Regions from separate parts of the Homo sapiens genome. Here region 1 is linked to region 2. The links are chromatin contacts, found by Hi-C or POLR2A ChIA-PET in ENCODE. All regions are on one chromosome and are shown on one strand. The core of a region is the stretch at or near the end of the contact, and the rest is flanking DNA. Distances in the headings are between cores, read along the strand shown.

Region 1 (4,674 bases), core at 1,712-4,211, 260 kb before region 2:
CAACATGGCAAAACCCCGTCTCTACTACAAATACAAACATTAGCCAGGCATGATGGCACACATCTATAATCCCAGCTACTTGGGAGGTTGATGCACAATAACTGCTTGAACCAGGGAGGCAGAGTTTGCAGGGAGCCCGGATTGTACCACTGCACTCCAACCTGAGCCACAGAGCAAGGCTCTGTCTCAAAAAAAAAAAAAAAAAAAAAAAAAAAGTTTGTTTGTGCCATCATATACACAGTCTCTGGCATATAGTAATCTATTACTATAATTTCCTTTTCTAGCTCCAGTCCCCTCCAATTCCCTATCTTCCCTCTATTTCTAGTGTCCTTCTAGTTTCTATTTTCTTATTCTCAGCCCAACATAGATACTCCAAATATAATACACTGATCACAGGCACGAGAAAAATTTTTTAGCACAATCAGTTCTCATTTCTTTATCTGTGATCTGGGGAAGAAACCCATGAGTAAATCATTCTAGGTTTGCTGTACAAAGGACACAAGATAATGCATGTAAGTGCCTAGCATAGTGTCGGGCTCATAGGAAAAGCTATGCAATAGTAAAAGTGCACAATATCATTGTAATAACCTTACATGATTAATCCTTTTATTAGAATGTATTATGAAATATTTCAAACAACTAACATGACTTTGTTGAAACTTAGCAATTTCTTTTTCTTTTTCTTTCTTTCTTTTTTTTTTCTCTTTTTTTTTTTTTTTTTTTTTGAGACAGAGTTTCGCTCTTGTTGCCCAGGCCGGAGTGCAATGGCACCATCTCGGCTCACCGCAACTTCCACCTCCCAGGTTCAAGCAATTCTCCTGCCTCAGCCTCCTGAGTAGCTGGGGTTACAGACATGCGCCACCACTCCCAGCTAATTTTGTATTTTTAGTAGAGACGGGGTTTCTCCATGTTGGTCAGGCTGGTCTCAAACTCCCAACCTCAGGTGATCCGCCCGCCTCGCCCTCCCAAAGTGCTGCGATTACAGGCGTGAGCCACCGTGCCCGGCGAAACTTAGCAATTTCTTGGGCTTCTAGTAATTTAGTGATCAATGGCTCCAATCAGAGAGTTCATTTGATGATATTATTTTAGATTTATGTTGAGAGTACCGTGAGCAACAAAATAATGGTTTCTTGCTGTAACAGTAAAGCTACACTGTGCTCATATTCCTTCCTTGACAAGTGGGACGTGCTGATCCTGTGATAATTTTCTATTAAAGGAGTTAATTTATTTTGCAGCAAATAATTTGTGGAGATGAGTTCATTTCCTGTGATGAATATCAGTACAACATAACCAGGTTACTTTCTATGATCTCACTGAGCTGCTATAATCCAACTGGCTAAAGAACTCATCAACTGTATACCTCAGCAAGAAAGAAACCCAGCTTTTCCAACGAAATTCTGTTGGGACACTCTCTTAAGTTTGATGAATACGTTATTTACTGATTGCTTGAGAAAAACATAAAAAGGAAGAGATGTGCATGCTGTAGGAAATTACTGAAGAGCAACCCAATCAATATGAGCAGATTCCACTTGCAATACCTAGAAGACAGCCTCTTTTAAAAAATCAACCTTTATTTATTTAAGGCTGAAACAAATGAGTGTGAATATTCCTGTGAATGAACTCTCTGATTGGAGCCATTGATCACTAAATTACTAGAAGCCCAAGAAATTGCTAAATATTTGAATAAAAAGGTAAAATGGCTGAATACTTGCTACAATCATTTTTTTCTCTCTGTTTTTAATACATTTCTGAGGAAATCTCAAAATGCCACTTATATACAATGTTTGGGATATTATAATCCCTCCTACAAGATAAGCTGTTTTCAGTGTGTGCCGAAATTCAGCCCTTCCCATCCAACCTCCAAAAATCCAAAAGGAAGACCACGGAGAAACACTGTATTTATATATGAAGTATCATTCCAGAGCAAGGAGCCCCTCCCAGACAAGAAAGGAAGAACCATTTCATTTTACTATCTTCTAAAATTTTCCCAGCTTCTTTAGTGCATATAAAGAACCATAAATAAGTATGCATGTATATGTGTGTTAATAATGATAAAATCATTCCAGAGGTAGATGATTTTACTTTGTATAATGTTAAAGAAATGAAAGTCTCATTGGGGCAGAATGACAGATAGAAAGGCCATGTTTAATGTTATCAATATAGTTGGGTGATAGAATAAATAATTTATATCAACATGACATTTTCCATATGGTAACCAAAAATTTATTTGACTAAGCTTTTATCTCCTGAACTTGCTGGCGGCTTTGGAATTAAAGAGAAAATCAGCCGGGCACGGTGGCTCACTCCTGTAATCCCAGCACTTTGGGAGGCCAAGGGTGGGGGTGTGGATCACAAGGTCAGGAGTTCAAGACCAGCCTGGCCAAGATGGTGAAACCCTGTCTCTACTAAAAAATACAAAAATTAGCTGGGCGTGGTGGTGGGCGCCTGTAATCCCAGCTACTTGGGAGGCTGAGGCAGGAGAATGGCTTGAACCCGGGAGGCGGAGGTTGTACTGAGCCGAGATTGCACCATTGAGCTTTAGCCTGGGCAACAGAGCAAGACTCTGTCTCAAAAAAAAAAAAAAAAAAAAAAAGAGAGAGAAAATCGCCAGCTCTTCTAAAGGGTAAGTGGTATTTTTAGATGTTACTTCCCTAAATGAACTCTTCCCTGCCTCTACAAACCTATGCCCCAGCCTAAATCAGGGCCCCTGCTCTAAACTTCTCACTTAGAGCAACTATTATTATGTATGGGGAGGCTTATTTCATGAATGTCTGTCTCTGCCACCAGCCTGTGGTTTTGCTTACCTTCATACTCCCAGAGCCTAGCACAGTGCCTGGCAAACAGTAAGGCTCAATAGTATTTATTGAAGGAAAGACTATTCAGTAAGTTTGGATAAAGGCATTCATGTGCCTGGGCATCTTGGCAATAACTACTTTGTGTGAGAACACAAACGTGAACTGGAGAAAAGAATTTAAGTCTTAATTATCATCAAATCTGTTAAATCTATTAGTTCCTGTTTCAGTTCCTCTTTTCTTTTTTTTTTTTTTTTTTTTGAGATGGAGTCTCACTCTGTCACCCAGGCTGGAGTGCAGTGGCGCGATCTCGGCTCACTGCAAGCTCTGCCTCCTGGGTTCATGCCATTCTCCTGTCTCAGCCTCCCGAGTAGCTGGGAGTACAGGCACCTGCCAACTGCCCGCCACCACGCCTGGCTAATTTTTTTGTATTTTTAGTAGAGACGGGGTTTCACTGTGTTAGCCAGGATGGTCTCGATCCCCTGATCTCATGATTCACCTGCCTCGGCCTCCCAAAATGCTGGGATTACAGGCCTGAGCCGGATTACAGGCCTGAGCCACAGCGCCCAGCCCTTTTTTTTTTTTTTTTTTTTTTTAATCAAAAGCGTTAAAAGAATGTTGAGTACCTAGAAAAGCCAGCCCCACTCCTGAGAGGTATGTTCAATCTGTTCAGTCACTTCCTTAGACCAGCACTTTTGATTGATAACAGGTCTCATTTCCAGGGAAAGATGATGAGATTTTTCTCTAAACTACTACGAGGAGTTCACTATAGTTCACTAGAAACCATTGTCACTGTCATGTGTTGCTTATCATTAAAACCAGTTGACCTAACTCCACTCAAAGGAAGCAAGTACCAACCACATCTAATTATGTAAATAGCACTTAACACATACAGTAATACTCAGCATTTCCTGAGTACTTGTTAAGTACAGTACAATGCTAAGCAACTTCATGTGCATTGTCACATTTAACTCTCACAAGAATCCTGGGAGGTACTGTTATTATTTCCACAAGGCTAAAAGAGCTTTGGCCCTTAGCAAAAGTGGTGAAGACCAGACTAAACATCTGGGTTTGTCTGACCTCAGGGCCTTCCTTCTTAACCCCTGTACACACAGTCTCTCTGCGTAATCATCTTTTAAGGTGTTCATCTCCCTTACTAAACTGAGAAAGTCAAGGGCAAGACATATATTTTACTCATCCTTGTATCTCAGCTAGGAGCAGAGTGCTGGAAACATAATAGGTGCTCAGTGAATGTCTAGTGAATGAGGAAGGAAGTGCTTTCTCAATCATCAAAATGATGCTATGTTTAGTAGGGTTTTAATGTTAAATATACTGAACTATACTATGTATAGAAATAAAATATGAAATAAGACAAATTGTATGTAATAAGTCAAATATTACATATATAAATATATATAGCTCTTCTTGAGTTATTTTTTTATTTTTTTGAGACAGGGTCTCACTCTGTCGTCCAGGCTGAGTGTAGTGGCATGATCACAGCTCACTGTAGCCTCAACCTCCTGGGCTCAAGTGATCCTCCCACTTTAGCCTCCCAAGTAGCTAGGACTACAGGCACACACCACCATACCTGGATAGGTTCTGATTTTTTGGAGAGACGAGGTCTCGCTATATTGTCAAGGCTAGTCTTGAACTTCTGGATGTGAGCAATCCTCCTGCCTTGGCCTCACAAAGTGCTGGGCTTACAGGCATGCCATCGCACCTGGTATATATAACTATTTTTATTAAATTAATCCATGTTTTATGTCAAAGCATAAAACACTGCCAGTTTGTTAGGTCAAAAATGGTCAAGATCAAATACCAGCACTTTTACATGGCACAAGCTAATTTTTTTTAAAAGCTCTGTCAACTCTCAGTTATATAA
Region 2 (4,619 bases), core at 692-3,191:
GGAAGCTGTACTGAGCCGACATCGCGCCACTGCACTCCAGCCTGGATGACGGAGTGAGACTCTATCTCAAAAAACACTAAATAAATAAAAAGTAGAAATCTAAGAAGCTAGACCATATGTCACCTCCACAGTACATAGAGGCCAAATATACTGTCCCACAATGCTTATTACTCTCAGTACCAATGTCTATTCTTGAAGACTAAAATCTTCCCTCCCCTTATTCCTTTAATTGCAGTCCTTTCTTTGTACTGGTCAACATTATACCTGCTCTTTCCACTGACTGTCACTCCTTAACCCATTGCAGTTTAGCTTTCACCTTGTTATTTGCCTGCAACTATTCTTTCTGAGGCCATCCATGCCCTTTGATGTCATTCTATTTAGCCTCTCTTGAACCAGTCAAGACTGATAACATTGCATTGTTTCTTTTCTCCACTTTATTCCCATATGATGCTTTTTCTGGGCTCTTTGTCAGTTCCAATTCTTCATCATCACTCCTCAGCCTTCTCTTTTGTTCTTACTCTGTACATGAGCTCCCAGTTTAGGATCCTTCTATGCCCTGGCTTAAACATTGACCTCCCTGGAGATTAACTTGAAAATTGTACCTACTGCTCTGATTACTCTCAAACTTTGGCCTCACATCTCCTGCTCCTTCCTGAGGACTCCCACCTTGATATCCAGCCATCATTCTAAATTTAGCTTGTCTAAATCCAAAGTTAACATCTTTTCCTTTTTGACCAGCTCTCACTGTGAACTTTTGCCTTTATTCACTTGCTCTTTTAATTATTCATTCTTTGAACAAATATGAAGACTCCCAACTCACACCAGTATCCGTAGTCATCTTGATTTCTCCCAGTGTTGCAGGTTTTCCTCACTTGCTGACCAAACTCATGCAATCATTTCCTAACAGATAACCCTCCGGAGGTTGCAGTGAGCCGAGATCACACCACTGCACTCCAGCCTGGGAGACAGAGCAAGACCTTGTCTCAAAGAAAATAAAAATAATAAAAATAAAAATCCTTATTGCTGGAGATAATGGTTCAATGCATATAGCAGAACCTGGATAAATTGTTGCCCATTATGATGCTAGAAGACGCCAAATAATATATTTGATTTTTTTTTGAGTGAGGGAGAATAAGGAACCTTCAAATATATCTTGGTATTCAAAATTGGCAATTTTTTCTATAACTCCAATTTGTCACAGAATATGTTAGATTGTCAGCATTTCATTAATCCGTGTTCTGTCTCCCCTAAAAATTGTGTGCAGAAAAAAGTATGCACAGAATATTAATCATTAAGAACATGCATCTAGCGCCTTTTTTGTTTTATTTAATTTTTATATACAGATAGAATAGCAGTGCCAAAATTGTATTTGAATTTTGGTATCAAAAGTATAATGTGATGTCCTGCTTGTGGATATTACCTACATTTCCCTCTGAAAATGATAAGCTTGAAGCTCTGTTTACTTGTATTATTATCACTTGTTTCTCTTATCATACTCCTGTTTAATTAACAGGTTACTTGACAAAATAAATGTATTCCTGAAAAGTTGGCAGTAAATCTGATTTATATTAATTAGTCATATTTTCTTATTGACACAAATTACCAAATTAGAGATGCTTTTTTTGGAAAGTGTTTTGGTTGTGAGACTAAATTAAAACCTTGCTTTAAAATGCAATGGAATAATGAAGTATTAAAATCACATCTTCTTAAGTATCTGGATAAAACAATGCTTTAAAAAATAAATTACTAAGATTTTAGCAATTCTTGATGCCACTGAACTAGTCTGGTAAAAAAAAAAAGTGTTTTTTTAAAGGCATAATTTCAGCTTCAGAATAGTAGCATTCTCAGTAGAAGTTTCAGTTTTGCTTTGGAACAATTTCTAACTGGTGCAGTTTTGTTTTGGTAAAAGCGAAAACTTGCGTCGCAATTTAGAAGTGGGTAGTCCACTAGAAGCAGCCTTGGACCGTGAGGAAATGGTTGAGCTCAAGCTGTTTCTCCAAAGTAGAAGTGTAACCTCGGAAAATCATCTCACCTTTCTGGACCTTCGGTTCCTCATCTGTAAACTAAGAGAATTAGGCCAGATTAGTAGTTTCTTTTTTCTTTCTTTCTTTTTCTTTTTTTTTTTTTTTTTTGAGACAGTGTGTCCGTCCCTGTGTTGCCCAGGCTGGAGTGCAGTGGTAGGATCTCGGCTCACTACAACCTCCGCCTCCCGGGTTCAAGCGATTCTCCTGCCTCAGCCTCCTGAGTAGCTGGGATTACAGGCACGCATCGCCAGGCCCGGCTAATTTTTTTGTATTTTTAGTAGAGACGGAGTTTTGCCATGTTGGCCAGGCTGGTCTCGAACTCCTGACCTCAAGTGATCCACCCACCTCGGCCTTCCAAAGTGCTGGGATCATAGGCGTTAGCCACTGTGCCCGGCCCATGTGGTTTTTTTGCTGTTAAAGGAAATGATATATACAGTGGTCTATTTCCAAGACAAAGTGCCTTGAATCAGCTTAGGTCAGCAAACTACAGAAGAAACAGCATATACTAGGCCTCTGCTTGGATAGCCAACACCTGCTTGTCGGCCTCCCCCCTCCCCCTCCAACCCCCTTAGTTGCCTTTACCCGAACCAAAGTTTAGTCTAAGATGAAAGTTTACTAGTCTGCAAGATAGCTCGCTTTGTCTATTCTTATCAGCCTGCCCAGCTACTTAGGTCCTAAGTCAAATACCCGAAGAGCCCCTGAGCTAACTAGGATTGCAATGCATTGTGGGCTGCAAAAAAAAAAATGCAGCAAGACAACCCTAAAGAAACCATCTAAATCCCCTACCCAACAATCATAGGCGATGTCTGGGAAGATTGTGACCCCATCGTCCTCAGCCTATGAGGAACTGGGGAAGGGACCTGCGCACTAGGGGACAAATTGCTTGTTGAAACTGTGCTGGGTGTTCCCATTCATCAGACACCCAATCTTGCAAGACCATCATTAAAAGTCTCACTTTCACGGTTCTCCCGGTCTCTTGAGTCCATTCTTTGGGTGTGGACAGGTGAGTTTTTTTCTCACAATGTCAAGTAGCATTTCCAGATCCCTGTGTTAGGAATGGTCTAAAGTGTCCTGTTATGCTGTGTCCAATGGGCTTTCACTAGCCCTTTGCCCATGGTAGATTCCCGTCTTAATGAACCAATACTGCCCATGTGACCTCTTTCCCTTGTGGGGACTCAGCTTGCTAATCAGAGCCCTTTTGACTATTTTTACGGACGTCTGCATGTCACTCTTCCCTCTCTTTCATAATCTTTCCCAAGAGACTCTTTAATTCCACCATGGCCTAGGGTAATGACTCCACCATGATGTCCTCGTCATCTGTGCAAGTCTCCACATAGGCCACATAGGCAAAGCTTAACCGCAACTGATCTAAGTCTTGGAATAGTGCCCTGTGATTGTCCCAGAACATGAGGAGATGCCCTAAGGCCATTTCCCACTCACCTCCCCATCTTCCATGGAGGCCGTCATGGGACACTCTCATTGTTTCTTGGGTTCTGATTGAGGTATGAGGCCTTGTCTTTACCCTTAGGGAATAGCTGCAGGCTATAAAATTGCTTAGTTGCAGCATGCCACAGGCTTCTCAGCTAGAGTGTGCTATCATCCATGCTGTCATCTGGCCACTTTTGTTTCAGTGTTGCCTTATGGGACAAAGGACATGAGGAACTGGCCTCTTTGTTTTTTGTTTTTGGGGTTGCTGTTGTTGTTTGATGTCTAAGCAATAAACTAAGTTCAACAGGGTATAAGTCTTGTTGTTTCTCTACTGGACAAATCTGCCAGCCTTGCTGGACACATGGCAGTTATCAGTGGACATGTTATATCTGTCCCTGCCACTCTTCCAATTTTTTTCCAAGTATGCTGCAGAAAAATTTTAAAAGTACTAACATGCTATGAAACAAATTAGATCGGAGAGTACTTTCCCAGATTGTATTTTAAAGGCATCTTCTCAGCTGTGGCCATTCCTCATTATTGGAAGCAACTTACTCATCCTTTCTGAAAAGTGTTTCCTCTGGAGCAAACTTGTAACCCAGTCACTGGTTGGTGTCACGAAAATGTTTGGAGTAGTTTCAGTACCATTAAGAATGTTTGGGGCCGGGCGCGGTGGCTCACGCCTGTAATCCCAGCACTTCGGGAGGCCGAGGTGGGCGGATCAGGAGGTCAGGAGATCGAGACCATCCTGGCTAACATGGTGAAACCCCGTCTATATTAAAAATACAAAAACAATTAGCTGGGCGTGGTGGTGGGTGCCTGTAGTCCCAGCTACTCAGGAGGCTGAGGCAGGAGAATGGCATGAACCAGGGAGGCGGAGCTCGCAGTGAGCTGAGATTGCGCCACTGCACTCCAGCCTGGGCAACAGAGCGAGACTCCATCTCAAAAAAAAAAAAAAAAAGAATGTTGTGGAATAATGACCTTGGAGCCTAAGTTCATCAGTTATTCAAGGACTAATTATCTGTTCTGTTTATTACCCTAGCTTCTCTGCTCTCCTAACTACTCCACTGACTGCTTGTCTTACAGACATTTTATGCTGTATAAGCACATGTGAGTAGGGGAAATAAGGAACTTCAGTCAGTACTGATGCTTCAAAAGTTGTAATTGAAT

Evidence for each region. A loop is a pair of places that touch in the nucleus more often than their neighbours do. ChIA-PET counts read pairs that join two places held with the same protein, here RNA polymerase II (POLR2A). Pooled maps may share reads with other maps.
Region 1: a loop to region 2 is called in a pooled map, with 2.4 times the contacts of the local background. The contact joins two enhancer-like sites. A Hi-C loop is called at or near these places in 1 of 50 pooled maps. POLR2A ChIA-PET finds 5 or more read pairs at or near these places in 3 of 52 experiments (BJ, K562 and activated T-cell).

The regions. Positions count from the first base shown.
Region 1 is chr2:206,244,363-206,249,036 of GRCh38, reverse strand. The region is part of intron 2 of CMKLR2-AS (CMKLR2 antisense RNA); the gene reads right to left. Among named protein-coding and RNA genes, the nearest start is that of ZDBF2, 28 kb to the left of the region's middle. Within about 2 kb of position 2,961, at least 3 of the 41 ENCODE cell types and tissues checked have a DNase peak (open chromatin) inside an H3K27ac peak, as active enhancers do.
Region 2 is chr2:205,981,878-205,986,496 of GRCh38, reverse strand. No RefSeq gene overlaps it. Among named protein-coding and RNA genes, the nearest start is that of INO80D-AS1, 100 kb to the left of the region's middle. Within about 2 kb of position 1,941, at least 2 of the 41 ENCODE cell types and tissues checked have a DNase peak (open chromatin) inside an H3K27ac peak, as active enhancers do.